2 separate regions of the Homo sapiens genome follow, and region 1 is linked to region 2. Evidence: read pairs that join two places in POLR2A ChIA-PET (ENCODE). Cell type or tissue: IMR-90. All regions are shown on one strand.

What was found. ChIA-PET counts read pairs that join two places held together with the same protein. Peaks named below come from ENCODE experiments on the same cell type or tissue, not always from the same donor. Only the 100,000 strongest peaks of a DNase experiment are listed, where the experiment ranks them.
Region 1: POLR2A ChIA-PET joins it to region 2 with 10 read pairs; 4 of 35 experiments call an interaction of 5 or more read pairs at or near these places.

What each region holds. Positions count from the first base shown.
Region 1 is chr6:146,986,677-146,994,676 of GRCh38, forward strand. All of the region lies in intron 6 of STXBP5-AS1 (STXBP5 antisense RNA 1), which reads right to left. Among named protein-coding and RNA genes, the nearest start is that of LUADT1, 170 kb to the right of the region's middle. In IMR-90, no CTCF peak of the experiment used is centred here; DNase peaks (open chromatin) are centred at 3,775 and 4,665.
Region 2 is chr6:147,212,770-147,220,769 of GRCh38, forward strand. All of the region lies in intron 2 of STXBP5 (syntaxin binding protein 5), which reads left to right. Among named protein-coding and RNA genes, the nearest start is that of STXBP5-AS1, 12 kb to the left of the region's middle. In IMR-90, no CTCF peak of the experiment used is centred here; no DNase peak of the experiment used is centred here; H3K27ac peaks cover 149 bases.

The DNA.
Region 1 (8,000 bases), 230 kb before region 2:
TCCTGGCCAAGCTTCTTAAGCTGATAAGCAACTTCAGCAAAATCTCAGAATACAAAATAAATATACAAAAATCACTAGCATTCCTACACACCAATAGGCAAGCTGAGAGCCAAATCATGAACGAACTCCCTTTCACAATTGCCACAAAAAGAATAAAATATCTTAAAAATGCAGCTTATAAGGGAAGTGAAGGACCACTTTAAGGAGAACTACTTACCACTGCTCAAAAAAATCAGAGATGACACAAATGGAAAAACATTCCAAGCTCATACATAGGAAGAATCAATATTTTGAAAATGGCCATACTGCCCAAAGCAATTTATAGATTTAAGGTTATTCCCATTAAACTACCATTGACATTCTTCACAAAATTAGAAAAAAACTATTTTAAAATTTATATGGAACCAAAAAAGAGCTCAAATAGCCAAGGCACTTGTAAGCAAAAAGAACAAAGCTGGAGGCCTCACATTACCTGACTTCAAACTATACTACAGGGCTACAGTAACTAAAACAGCATGGTACTGGTAGAAGAACAGACATATAGACTAATGGAGCAAAATAGAAAACCCAGAAATAAGATGACACACCTGCAACCATCTGATCTTCAACAAACCTGACAAAAACAAGCAATAGGGAAATGATTCCCTATTTAATAAATGATGCTGGGAGAACTGGCTAGTCATATGCAGAAAATTGAAACTGGACCTCTTACTTACACCATATACAAAACTAAACTCCAGATGGGTTAAAAACTTAAATGTAAAACCCAAAACTAGAAAAATCCTAGAAGAAAACCTAGGCAATACCATTTAGGACATAGGCACAGGCAAATATTTCACGACAAAGATGTCAAAAGCAATTGGAACAAAAGCAAAAATTGACAAATGGGATCTAATTAAACTAAAGAGCTTCTGTGCAGCAAAAGAAACAATAGAGTAAATAGACAACCTACAGAATGGGAGAAAATTTTTGCAATCTATCCACCTGACAAAGGTCTAATATCCAGTATCCATAAGGAACTTAAACAAATTTACAAGAAAAAAAAACATTAAAAAGTAGGCAAAGGACATGAACAGTCACTTCTCAAAAGAAGACACACATGTGGCCAAAAATCATATGGAAAAAAGCTCAACATCACTGATCATTAGAGAAATGCAAATCAATATCACAGTGAGATACCATCTCACACCAGTCTGAATGGCTATTAAAAAGGCAACAAAAGCCAAAATAGACAAATGGGATCTAATTAAACTAAAGAGCTTCTGCACAGCAAAAGAAACTACCATCAAGTGAACAGGCAACCTACAGAATGGGAGAAAATTTTTGCAATCTACTCATCTGACAAAGGGCTTATATCCAGAATCTACAAAGAACTTAGACAAATTTACAAGAAAAAAACAAACAACCCCATCAAAAAGTGGGCAAAAGATATGAACAGACACTTCTCGGAAGACATTTATGCAGCCAACAGACACATGAAAAAATGCTCATCATCACTGGCCATCAGAGAAATGCAAATCAAAACCACAATGAGATACCATCTCATCCAGTTAGAATGGTGATCATTAAAAAGTCAGGAAACAACAGATGCTGGAGAGGATGTGGACAAATCAGAACACTTTTACACTGTTGGTGGGAGTGTAAACTAGTTCAACCATTGTGGAACGCAGTGTGGTGATTCCTCAAGGATCTAGAACTAGAAATACCATTTGACCCAGCGATCCTATTACTGGGTATATACCCAAAGGATTATAAATCATGCTACTATAAAGACACTTGCACACATATGTTTACTGCAGCACTATTCACAACAGCAAAGACTTGGAACCAACCCAAATGTCCATCAATGATAGACTGGATTAAGAAAATGTGGCACATATACACCATGGAATACTGTGCAGCCGTAAAAAAGGATGAGTTCATGTCCTTTGCAGGGACATGGATGAAGCTGGAAACCATCATTCTGAGCAAACTATCACAAGGACAGAAAACCAAACACTAATAAACTAATAAAAAAAAATTTTTTTGAGTCAAAAAACTACAGAGGCTGGTGAGGTTGTGGGGAAAAAGGAACACTTTTACACTATTGGTGGGAATGTAAATTAGTTCAACCATTGTGGAAGCCAGTGGCAATTTCTCAAAGACCTAGAGGCAGAAATATCATTCAACCCAGCAATCCCATTACTAGGTATATACCCAAATGAATATAAATCATTCTGTTATAAAGATGTATTCTCCCTTTTCAATCTCCAAGTTCTCTTCTTCCTTCCATTATCATAAAATAACAGATTTTGTTTAGAAATAATATAGCATGCTTCTAGAATATATTCTTATCTTAAAATGGATAAAGCTTCATGTCTTAGAATTCAGCTCAGCCAAATTAATATGTCAGCAGACCCACACTAGATAAGGAGGGCTGGCATTCAAAAAGGAGCTGATCTCTTGTTTTCCTGCAGCTCAGTCTAGTAGAAAAGACAAACCTGTACAGACATAAATGCATTTTTAGTGTAGTAAACATGCAGTGATGGAGGTAAAGGGAAAAAACTAATAATAACTAATTGCTTGGCTCCCTACTGAGCTTTCCTCCTCAAGATACTTTATTGTATGACAAGCTACGATAGGGAAATACAAAATGTAAAATAATGTGATTTGAGTTACAGTTATCTATTAATATTGTAAAGCCTTAGAAAAATCTCTTAATCTCTTGGGGCCTCACTTTCCTCATCTTTGAAACTAGGGTAATGACTGTATGTACAGTACTGAGGTCATAGGGGTGCAAGGCTCAAATGACATAATGTTCCTGAAAACCTTTTAAATGTGCTATAATGCAAAAGTTATTTTCATTAACACCATTAGCATCAAAGTGTAAATTATTGTGAATTTCACAAGTCTATTTGAATTTTACACTTATTCCATTTGCACCAGAAACCATCTTCAGTTCACCATTTTAAAAAGTCAACCTAGTCTTAAATGAGTACTATACAAAGGATCTTGATTCACAAACATAACGGCTGCTGTTCTTCATCTGAAAGTCATAGTCATACCCTAAAGTTAAGATCAGTATGTGATCCACAGTGTCAAGTCCTCTGTAGCCTAAATATTGGAGGCTTTTCAGAATATGTTGTATTTACTCTTTCAGACCACATTATTTTTATATTATTTGTTAATAAGGTAATTATAATTACAAAACAGTAGAAGTTCTCCCAACTGACCTCTAGTAAACAGACTCCTCTTGCCTATAGCTATCTGTTAAAGGATGAAAGCTCACAGCTAATATTCTGGGATGTTGACATTCTGTTTCTACCAATGAGTTATATGCTTACTAAGAGTCACTCACGCTTGTTCCTACCTCTTGCATCCAGAAGCGACATAAAATTATTCTTCGTTTTGGCTCAGCATATATGGCCACTGCACTCAGGGTACCTAACTCAGTATTGAATATACAGTAAGTCTGAGTCACTGCATTTTTTTTAATAAACTACTTTCAGGTAACTTTTGAAAATGTAAGATAAAGACTTAAAATCGACATTAATTCCTTTGTCATTTTCAGGCACTTTGCTAGAGCTGGCTACATTTGCAATTTATCTTTTTTTTTCTTTGTTTTGGACTCATCAGCCAATTTTCAAAGCAATTTGAATTCACTTTTTGTATAAGAGTCTTCAGGAAAACATTCTGTCAAGGGCCTTGGGACAATCCAGATAAATGATACCCCTGCATTCCTCTCATACTAATCAACCATTTGTGAATCTGTCTCAAAGAACGCATTCCTGTGCCAAGCTACCCTTAGCACAGCCCTGAAGCTGCTGCTATCCTTTCTGTCCCTGCTTCGTGAGTTATCATTTTATTCTGTCTTGTTCTCCTGCCAAACTGACATTCCTTCTGAGATTCTGTTCTCAGAGCAATTCTGCTCAAAATTTGGGATATCAAGAAGAATGAAATTACTAATCTTTTTTGTCATCCTCCTTACTGTTATCCCCAGATATTTGTATGTTTCTATTTTCCCACTTACAATTTAGATCACTTGTAAACATACATACAATGGAGTTTTGGCAAATTTTGAGCTTACCGTGTGGATTACCTTCTGGTTGCTGTCAGTGTTTTCCAAAACTCACACATAATGTGAAAGAAAAGAACAAAATTGGGTAGCAATCATTGTATGGTCCAGCCATGAAATAATGGGTTTTATAACTTCCTCTAAACTAAACTAGAATAAGAAAAAATCATAAATAAGATTACAATTTGGGGCAACCCACTCGGGTCCCCTTCCACACTGTGGAAGCTTTGTTCTTTCACTCTTCGCAATAAATTTGCAGCAAAAAAAAAAAAAAAAAAAAAAAGATTACAATTTGATTGATAGCTCAGTATCAGTGATATGATAGAAAAGAAACACCAAACAGGAAGACAGAAGCTTTGGTTTTCCAGTAGCTTTTTATATTTGCTGGAACATGAAATAATGAGGGGTTTGTTACAAAATACATACAAGGAAAAAAAACAAAGAGAATCTTTGCTAATCTTGTAACAGGTATAGTCTGGATGTCAAAGGAGAGGAAAGATGATTTAGGGTCCAAGGTCATTTTACTAACAACATTAACTTGTCACTCTCTAGTTAGACAGTCTCTTGCCAATATGATGACTCAGTTCCTCTCTGAGTCTCTACTGCTGGATATTGTTTAGTTTCTGCTTAGTCGTGACGTCTGTACTTTGAACTTGAATGTACTGACAGCCTCTACATATTTATAGCCTTTCATGACGAATGTCATCTTAAAGTCTTTGATATCTGTCTTCTGCGTCGGTTTCAACATCAGCCTTCACCCTTCACTATTAACTGGAACAATTTTATATATATATGTATTTTGCATTGAAATTCTCCAAGGAAGAGAATTTGATGTGTTAGTCACTATCATTTAGCTTTGGCCAAGCTCTTATGCCAAACCATCTTGGGCTCCTGCTAGCCGGGAGGTAGAGCATCATCAATTTCCCAACCTTAATTTGACCTAATCAGCTGCTGCTGCTGGGGCAAAATCATGTGGTAATTGCTAGTGACCATGAGTTCATTGATTCGTCCCTTTTTTTTAAGTTCCTACTCTGTCGGGTATTATTCTAGACGTTGAGGAAACAGCAGTGAATAAAACAGAAAAAAGAAGATAACAAGATTCTGGCAGGAATAAAAATTTACCCCAGATGCTATAAATTAAATGGTTTCGATGAAAGAGCTACTTATATATGGTGGAAAATGTTTAGGAAATAAACAGGGGAAATTGAGAGACCCCAAGACCAGCAACAGTGAGAAGCTACTACCACACCCATTGTTGAAGTGGCAAGCGGTACATGGTACAGAACCCAATGAGATTTTCAGACGTGGAGTGAGAGCTGCCTGGAAGTCACGAGGAATAGAGATACTGTTCAAAGACAAGAACACTGAGGGAAGATACATCCCAATATCTCTCTCCTCTCTCATTCCATTCTCCAACCAGACCTTTCCATTGGCCAACCCAGAGAGAAATATGAGAGCAAGGAGACCAAGGTGATATAGCCTCTGGCCTCTGAGCATATACTGCAGAGCTAAGAAGTGCAGAAAATGGATAGGATGGCATTAACTGAGAAATCATTTCACAGGGACCTTACCATCAAGTGGAGTAAACAGTTAAAAACAATTAAACTGAAGTAACAATATCAAACAATACAATTTGGATGAATATAAGCACAATAATGAAAAAGGTGGGGGAAAGGGGATAGAAAGTGATTTTCAAGAAAAATTATCTTAGAATATTGGAAAAACACCAGGCACAGTGGCTTGTGGCTTATGCCTGTAATCACAACATTTTGGGAGGCTGAGGTGAGAGGATTGCTTGAACCCAGGAGTTCAAGACCAGCCTGGGCAACATAGACAAACCTTGTCTCTACGAAAAAAAGTTTTTTAGTCACCTGGATGTGATGGCATGTGCCTGTATTCCTAGCTACTCAGGAGGCTGAAATGGGAGGATCACTCGAGCCTGGGAGGTCAAGGCTGCAGTGAGCTATGACCATGCCACTGTACTCCAGCCTACGTGACAGCAAGAGACTCTATCTTTAAAAACAGAAATAAAGGAAAAAATAGCACATGTGGACAAATTTTTGTCAATTTAATGGAGATAAAAGATTCGTGTTTCAGAATTTTACATTTGGAGTAGTTGATATGCAAAAAGAATGTATAAAATATGTGCAAGTGATGAACATAAAAATAAAGCAAAAAACTAAATATCAATGCTATTCATCATCCTTTCCTCCTTCCTCACTCTTCATCAGCAGGACCTACCAGCCCGAGTTTTCATTTTTAATCACATCTTTACGTTTCTTTTAAATATATTTTCAGTTTTGCTTATTTTTGAAATTTATAAAATGTATATCTTATATTATTGTGTTTTGTTTTCACTCAATATACTTTTTAATATTCACCCATGTTGATTCACATTGCTGTAGTTCATCTTCACTGCTGAATAGATGTTCCATCATATGAATATTCTATAATATATTCATTAATTTTTCTAAGAACATTGTGTTATTACCAGTTTGTTGCTAATATGATGCTGATACAAATATTCCTGTACCTATCTTTAGATACAAGAGCAAGTATTTCTTTATAATATATAGCACATGCAGGAATAGAATTGCTCAGTTATGGGGTTCATGAATTTTTTTTTTTTTTGAGCCAGAGTTTTGCTCTTGTTGCCCAGGCTGGAGTGCAATGGCACGATCTCAGCTCACCACAACCTCTGCCTCCCGGGTTCCCAAGCGATTCTCCTGCCTCAGCCTCCCGAATAGCTGGGATTACAGGCATGCACCACCACACCTGGCTAATTTTGTATTTTTAGTAGAGACGGGGTTTCTCCATGTTGGTCAGGCTGGTCTTGAACTCCTGACCTCAGATGATCCGCCCACCTCAGCCTCCCAAAGTGCTAGGATTACAGGCATGAGCCACCATGCCTGGCCATGCATTTTCAACCTTACAAAATAGTGCCAACTTGTTTTTAAAAGTATGATTATACCTTGTGTAGACTCTCTCTGGCAACATTTAAGAGTTCCCTTGATTCCCATACTTGCCATCACTACATATGGTAAGATTTTGTATATGAGTAGAGCAAATGTGTAATAATAACTAATTGCACTTTTAAATTGCACTACCATAATGAGGTTTATTGTTGTTTTATGTAATTAATGACCACTGTGCGTCCCCTTCTGTGAAATACCTGTTCATATACTTAGCTCAATTTTCTATTGGATTGTTATTTGAATTTTCTTTTTACTTCATAGGACTTCTTTATATATTATAAATACTAATTCTTAATTTATTTCTGTGTTGCAAATATCTTAGATTGGGGCTTTGTAGTTTTCTTGATGAAATCTTTTGATAAATAGAGATTCTTCTTTTTAATGTTGAATTTATCAATGTTTTATTTTTCAGCTGTGAGCTGTTTTCTTGCTTTCGCTATGCTGAGATTACAGACATTCTCTTGTATTGCCCTCTAAAACAGCAATAAGCAAACTGCAGCTCACATTTGTAAATACAGCGTATGGAAACACATCCACGTCCATTCTTTTGTATAATATCTATGCCACCTTGCACTGGAAGAACAGAGTTGATAGCTGTGACCATATGGTCCACAAAGCCAAAAACTTTTACATCTGATCAGTTAGGAATAAGTGTGCTGATCTGGTTCTAAAAGATTATTAGATAGTCGATCTTTTTCTCCGAGATCTAGTGTGGCAATTGTTATGTATCAAGTTTTCATACATGTGTAGGTCTCTCTATGGGCTCTCTTCTCTTCTATTGGTCTGTGTGTCCATCTCTGTGTCATTTCAACACTGAGTTAACACAGCTTTATAGGAAATCTTGGCATCAGGTAAACCAAATTCTCACACTGTAATCTTCTTCAAGAGTATTTTCCCTTTACTTGGATATTCACTCTTTTATAAAAGTTTAGCTTTAGTTCAGACAGTTTCATGGGAAATACAACAAGTTG
Region 2 (8,000 bases):
AGGGACCAGGAAAGAGCATGTGAATGAACTAACACAAATGTCTTTCCTTGAAACAGTAGCTCACATTGAATACTAAGATGGTGGTTTGTAGCATTTTCTGTGTATAACAGATAAGGTCTCATTATGAAATAGGAAACCAGGACTTTTTTTTAATACCATTAACAAAATTCACCTTCTTCCTTGGTTGTTAAATGTCAGGATGTAAAATTAAAATAAATTAACTTAAACAAGAATATTGAGTTCCTAATCACATGATCTTAATAATCTTTAGAGATTTATTAATAGAGACTGTCTCTCTTGAATTGCTAGTATGTAATTTGAGTACTAAATTTGGTAATTGTATAGTGTAATAACTTGGAGTAATAATTGCTGGGCATGTACATGTAAGTAACTGGACTATAGGTTTGAGTATCACTAAAGATAAGCTTAATTGTTGGATCAATTTGGCTTTACCTTTATGCACTGGAAGAGGCAATTATTTACAAGAAGAATTTTTTCTTTCTTTTTTTTTTTTGAGATAGGGTTTCTTTCTGGAATACAGTGGCACAATCACAGCTCGCTGCAGCCTAGACCTCCCGGGCTCAAACGATCTTCCTGCCTCAGCTTGCCAAGTAGTTGGGACCACAGATGTGAGCCACCTCACCTGGCTCACATAATTTTATATATGTGTGTGTGTGTGTGTGTGTGTGTGTGTGTGTGTGTGTGTGTGCGCGCGCATATATATATTTTTTCTTTTTCTTTTATTTTTTTCTTTCTTGCAAAGATGGGGTCATACTATGTTGCTGAGGCTGGTCCCCTGGGCTCAAGCTGGGATTAAAGATTATGAGCTACTGTTCCCAGCTACAAGAAGAAAATTAATAATTAGGATATCAGTAGTGTAGCAGTAATAATTAGTAATAATCAGAATGTGTATTTGTTTTCGATGTTTAAATGAAAGTTTCCTGACCTGATTTGCTATATTAGCATCTTCAGAAGGTATACTTGGTATTTTGGGATGGCAGATAAGGAAATAGTTTTTTTGGTTTGACCTAAACAGATGTTTATCTGTTTAAGAGTATAACAGATTGATATAAAGAAAAGGGCATTTCACTATTAATACCTTTTAGATTTGAATTTGAATTAAGATAGATTTTAAACATAATATAGTTCTACAGAAGTTCTTGGGAAGCAAAACAAAGTGATTACTGACATGATTTTTATGAAATAAACCAAGAGTTCATAAAACTATAATAATAAAAAACTGCCAAAAGGTACTTGATACATTTCTCTTCCCTTAGTCATATGCAGCACACATTATTCTAAGGAGAAGTTATGGTGCTTTCTAATTTAGTTACTTAGACTTCCTGTAGAGACATTCAGGTTTCTATACAATACAATTATTTTGCACTTTAATTTGAACGCATTTCTGATGTTTATTAGCAGTAATAAAAATAAGGACTTTTTCATGATCTTCTGTATATCTGTATTATCATTCTTAATATTTCTGAATAAGTATATTGCCATCATCTACTTTCAGATTTAGCAATTCTAGTTGGTTGGTTTAATCTCTTATTTTCCTCATATTTACTTTTAAATAAATTTTGGACACCAGCTCTGTTTACCATGTAACTTATCTTTTTTCTTTTGGCCATGAGTGGAAGGTAAGCTGAGGTGAAGGAGGTAGGGGTAAGAATTGTTGACATAGTTTACTGCTTACTAGTGAGTGTTCCTCAATGGCCATGTGTTTAGTGAGTCCTTAAGTCTAGAATAAACTTTTCTCTGTTTAAATAATTCTTATGTTTAAAACCCAATGTCTTTGTGATATATGTTTTGGTTTGATTCCATCCCAACTTCCATCCTATTTAGCCATCTTTTTCTTAGTTGAGCCTTTAAAATTTTGATTTCCGCATTGCCATTTCTTTATAAGTAATATGTGACATTAAATGTCTAAAAATAGACCTTTTGGAAATTGTAGCTGTAATATGGAATGGCATTTTCTTTTAAAATAAACTACGAAGAATGTTACAGGGTATGAAAAAATACCGTGCAGTCCAAAGTAATGCAAATCAGCAAAATCAGCCAGTATCCTCTCCTTTATCAAGAGTCCGGAAATTAAGACAGTAGGAGTGTATAAATTATAAAATCAAGATGAGGGAACACACAGATTCCTAAATGATCAACTTTATGTCCTTCAGTAAGGATCATAGGGTGGATGAGTATGTGTGTGTGTGCAGACACTTAAAGAAGATCTGAGTCTGTAGGAGTCAGTGAACATTTCCTGTAAAAGACCAGATAGCAAATTATGGTAGGCTTTATGGTCTCTGTGACGGCTACTCAACTCTGCTTCTATATTAGCACAAATGCAACCATAAACAATATCTAATGAATAAGTGTGCGTCAGTAAAACTTTATTTATAAAATCAAGCAGTTGGCTGGATTTGGCCCACAGGCCAAAGTTTTCCAATCTCTGCCTTAGTTTATCAGCCTGACTTGTTTTTAAAGGATATACAGAGAAGAATGTTCAGTAAGAAATACATTTTTAAATTTAAACTTCATTAGTAGCACTTGTTACTAGTTGAAATTTAACCTTTTGTCACAAATAAGAGTCTTAAAAAGAATCAGTAATTTTTTTTTGTTTGTTTGTTTGTTTTGAGACAAGGTCTGGCTCTGTCGCCCAGGTGGAGTATAGTGGTGCTATCTCGGCTCACTACAACCTCTGCCTCCCAGGCTCAAGGGATCCTCCCACCTCAGTCCCCCAAGTAGCTGGGACTCCAGGTGCACGCCACCACGCCTGGCTAATTTTTGTATTTTTTTGTAGAGCCTGGGTTTTGTCATGTTGCTTAGGTTGGTCTCGAACTCGTGAGCTCAAACCATCCGCCCACCTCAGCCTCCTAGAGTACTTGCATTATAGGCGTGAGCCACTGCGCCGAGCCAATTTTTTAATCAGTAATTTTTAATAATACATAGTAACTCTATATATCAAGGTAAATTATTTTTATAGGTTTTTTTTAAATCTTGTGAGAGGTGTGTTATCTCTGGAATTATGATTAGTATAATAATAAAGGTAGCTTAATTAGGCATCCTTTGAGGGTAGTTTAATGATTAGCTCAATTATTGAAGTGTTTAGCTTGACTTCCTAATTTTAATTAAAAATATACTTGCCTTTGTAGCTTTTTCTTAATATCTTTCTTAATATCATATACATATGTGTAGGTACATTTAGATAGATGCCTTTAAAGATAAAAGTGAATGTAAGCATTTTATTAAAATATTGTGACTTCTTTGATGTTACAGATGTTTGTCAAAAATAACCGGGAAAAAACTACCTGAAAAATGAATAATGTATTTTTTAAAAATTCATGGCTGGGCACGGTTGCTCACGCCTGTAATCCCAGCGCTTTGGGAGGCTGAGGCAGGCGGATCACTTGAGGTCAGGAGTTTGAGACCAGCCTGACCAACATGGTGAAACCCCGTCTCTACTAAAAATATAAAAATTTGCCGAGCGTGGTGGCAGGTGCCTGTAATCCCAGCTACTTGGGAGGCTGTGGCAGGAGAATCACTTGAACTTGGGAGGCGGAGGTTGCCGTGAGCTGAGACTGCGCCACTGCACTCCAGCCTGAGCGATAGAGTGAGACTCCATGTCAAAAACAAAAAACAAAACAAAAAAATTCATAAGGCTCCCAGAATAAAATTCAGATTCTTGGCCACTTTCTTTAGAATCAGATATATTACATGCCTCTTGTTGGAAAGAACATATATGGTAATTTCATTGGAAACTGAAATTTTATCTACTTTTTGAAAATATTTTATAGTTGCCCACTGACCACTCTTTGCATTATCCAGTAGCAGTAAATATAGATATAATTTTATTTAGTAAATGAGGCTAATTTTTACTTGATTCCATTTCTCCAACTAGTATTCTTTTGGAAGTATATGTAAAAATATATATATGACAAATAAATGAAATGATAACATGCTGAGCATATTTCTTTATATTTATTGGAGCTATGATTTTAACGTGAGCATTCACCCAGAAAGGTTTTTAAATAAAAAATAGCTGATAATTTTTGTTTTATATTAATCTTCATTTGAAAAATAAGGTTTGCTTTATACAGCTTGTTATTTGTAAGATATATGACGAGTCCTAGAACTCACATGGTAGCTATTGTTAAACAGCAAGTTTTAAACAATTGGAGGTGTTTTAATAATAGTGTTTGGTCTTGTTTTTTATTTTCAAATAAGTGCAGTCTGGAACTTTGAAGCTTTTCCTTGTGAAGTTGTTTGTTGAGTGCTTAATCCTGCTCTTTCTTTAAAGTACGTAATCTTTTCTTGTGATGGCAGTACCTCTGCTGTTTCACAGCAGCTCTCTGTCAAAGGTGACTATAAATCTGGCCGCATCAGCTATTGCAGTACTTTCTGCTAAATGGTTTTCCTTTGTGCGTTTGTCTCTTTTTGTCTTTTGAAAAGGAAAAAAAAAAGTGTTGAAACAGATTTTTCCATCTGTTCAGTCTTTGTACTGTATTTTTCATAATGTGTTGTATTTTTCTTTTAAAATTCACTTAACATACTTGAGAAAAGAACTTAGCCATTAGGCATCTGGGAATGGATGCTGGGATAAAAAGCTGTTTTTACTTATATGTGAGAATTTACATTCTTTCTTGTTCATTTAACCCAGACCACTATTATTTATGACTACGTAGTAAATAGTAGTTTGAGCAAGTGGTTCCTTTAAAAGTATATTTATCTATCAAAAGCCATTCTAAAGAATTGCCTGTGATGACAAATATAATTCATTTTTGCCTCTTCAAAAACAGTCCTAACTCCAAAACAGTGAATATTAAGAATGATTGTTTTCAACCACTCTAATTTGTTCACAAATAATAAAAAATTTCTTACTAAAAATAATAGTGGAAGGAGGTAACTAGAGGCTTATTCCAACCCAGTGAATACTATAATTATGTATTAGTCTGAATGTTGCAATTACTTTTCTGTTTTGGTGCTTGTTTTATTCACATTAAAACAAAAAAGCAGTTGACCGACCTAAATTTTCAGATACTGTTGGACATTTGTAAAATGTTACAGTTGTCTTGACTTAAAGTTTTAAATGTTGATGTGCACATTTTTCATGGCTATTCTTAGCATCTTGTTAAATTTTTACTGCAGAAATAGTTCATTTTGTAGTTTTTCTTAAATGAGATTAGCAGAATATAAGCATTGAGTAAGCAGTAAAAATTAATTTTGCCTACTCTTATCATGATGATGTGGCTATCTTCATTTTTAATATATTTTCTAAATAGACTTCATTTTTTAGTGCAGTTTTAGGTTCACAGCAAAAGTAAGTGGAAGGTACAGAGATATTATATATACTCCCTGCCTGTCCCAAAACATTCGTAGCCTCCTCCATTATCAGCAGAGTGGTACATTGAATCTACATTGACACATCATTTTCATCCAAAGTCCATAGTTTATGATAGGGCTCATTCTTTGCACATTTTATGTGTTTAGACAAATATAATTACATGTCTTTCATCATTATAATATCATACAGAATATTCTCACTCTGCAGAGTTTTGTGCTGTTCTTCGTGTAGATCTTGTACATATTTGTTAGATTTATATTTAAGTATTTCATTTTTTGGGGTGCTAATATAAATTTCAAATAATTTCAAATTAATTATTTCAAATTCCACTGGTTCTTTTCTGGTATATAAGAAAATGAATGACTATGTTTTTTGGTTTTTTTTTCTTTTTTAGAGACAGTCTTGCTCTGTTTCCCAGGCTGGAGTGCAGTGGTACAAACACAGCTCACTGCAGCCTCGATCTCCTGGGCTCGAGCAATCCTTCCACCTCAGCCTCCTGAGTAACTGGGACCACAGGTGCACACCATCACACCCAACTAATTTTTAAATTTGTTGTAGAGACAAGGTCCTGGCATGTTGGCCAGGCTTGTCTTGAACTCCTGGGCTGCAGTGATCTCACATCCCAAAGTGCTGGGGTTTACTGGCATAAGCCACTGTGCCTGGGTGTGAATGAGTTTTGTATGTTAACCTTGCATATCCTGGCCACCTTGCTATAATCACATATTGGTTGCAGGAGTTTTTCTGTTCATTCTTTCTGATAGCTGCATAGTTGATCATGTTATCAATGAACAAAGAAAGTTTTCTTTCTTTCTTCCTAATCTATGTGCATACCTTTTATTTCCTTTGCTCATTGCATTAGCTGGTGCTCCCATTACAGTGTTGAAAGGCGTGATAAGAGGGATATCCTTGCCTTGTTTCTGATTGTAGTGGAGAAGCTTTGAGTGTTTTGCTATTAAGTGTGTTAGCTGTAGTTTTTATGTAGATGTTCTTTATCAAGTTGAGCAACTTCACCTGTATTCGTAGTTTACCGACAGTGTTTATCTGGAATGAGTGTTGGATTTTCTGCATCAGTTGATATAATCATGTGATTTTTCTTTTTTTAGAAAAATGTTTTCTAAATGTTTTCAAATGTTGAACTAGACTTGCATACCTGGTATAAATCCCATTTGGTCATGCTGTGTGATTCTTTTTATACACTGTTGAATTCAGTTTGGTAAAAATTGTATTGAGAATTTTTGCATCCATCTTCATGAGAAGGATTGATCTTAGTTTTCTTTTCTCGTAATGCCTTTGGTATTCATATTAGTGTAATGCTGGGCTCATAAAATGAGTTAGGATATATTTCCTCTGCCTTTATCTTCTGAAAGAGACTAGAAACTTGTTATAATTCACCAGTCAACCCATCTGGTCCTGGTACTTTCTATTTTGGGAATCTATTAATTGATTCAGTTTCTTTAATGTATAGAAGCCTATTCAGATTGTTTCTTCTTGTCTGAGTTTTGGTAGATTGTATTTTTTAAGGAGTTGGTCGGTCCATTTCATCTGTGTCATCAAAATTGTGGGCATAGATTTGTTTTTAGTATTCCTTTATTCTTTTAATGTCCATGGAAATTAAAGTGATGTCTGTCTTTCATTTCTGATGTTAGTAATTTGTGTCCCCTCTCCTTTTTCCTTAGCATGGCTAGAAGCTTGTTTTTTTTTTTTTTTTTTTTTGAAGGAAGCAGCTTTTAGTTTTGTTGATTTTTCTCTTTTGATCTCCTGTATTCAGTTTCACTGATTTCTTCCTTAACTGTTATTATTTATTTTCTTCTGTTTACTTTGGGTTCAGTTTCCTCTTCTTTTTGTAGTTTCTTAAAGCAGAAGTGATTGATTTTACCTGTTTCTTCTTTAATATATATGAATTCAATGCTATAAATTCCCTTTAAGTACTATTTTCTGTGTTTCCCATAAATTTTGATAAGTTGTTTTCATTTTTATTTAGTTCAAAACATTTAAAAAATTCTCTCTTAATATCTTTTTTGACCCAAGTGTTAATAGAATTGTTTTGTTTAATCTCTACATATTTTGGGATTTTCCAGCTCTCTTTTTGTTATCGATTTCTAGTTTACTTCCATTATGTTCCAAGAGCAGACATTGTATAGTTTCTATTCTTTCAAATTTTTTGAGGTATATTTTATGGCCCAGAATATATTCTGTCTTGGTTAATGTTCCATGTGAGTTTGAGAAGAATGTGTGTTTTGCTGTTATTGGATAACGTAGACTGTAGATGTCCATTATATCTAGTTGGTAAAGAATGGTGTTGAGTTCAGCTCTGTTGGCACTTTTTTTCTGCCTGCTGGATCTGTCCATTTCTGATAGAGGGATGTTAAAGTTTACAACTGTAATAGCGGATTCATATATTTCTCCTTGCAGTTTTATGAGTTTTTGTCTCATATATTTTGACACTCTGTTCTTAGGTGCATACACCTTAAGGATTGTTGTGGTTCTTGGAGAATTGACTCTTTTTTCATTTTGTAATGCCCCACTTTAATGACTTTCCTTGGTCTGAAGTCTGTGTCTGAAATTAATATAGCTACTTTGCTTTCTTTTGATTAGTGAAAGCATGGCATATCTTTCTTCATCTATTTACTTTTATTCTATATGTGTCTTTATATTTAAAGTG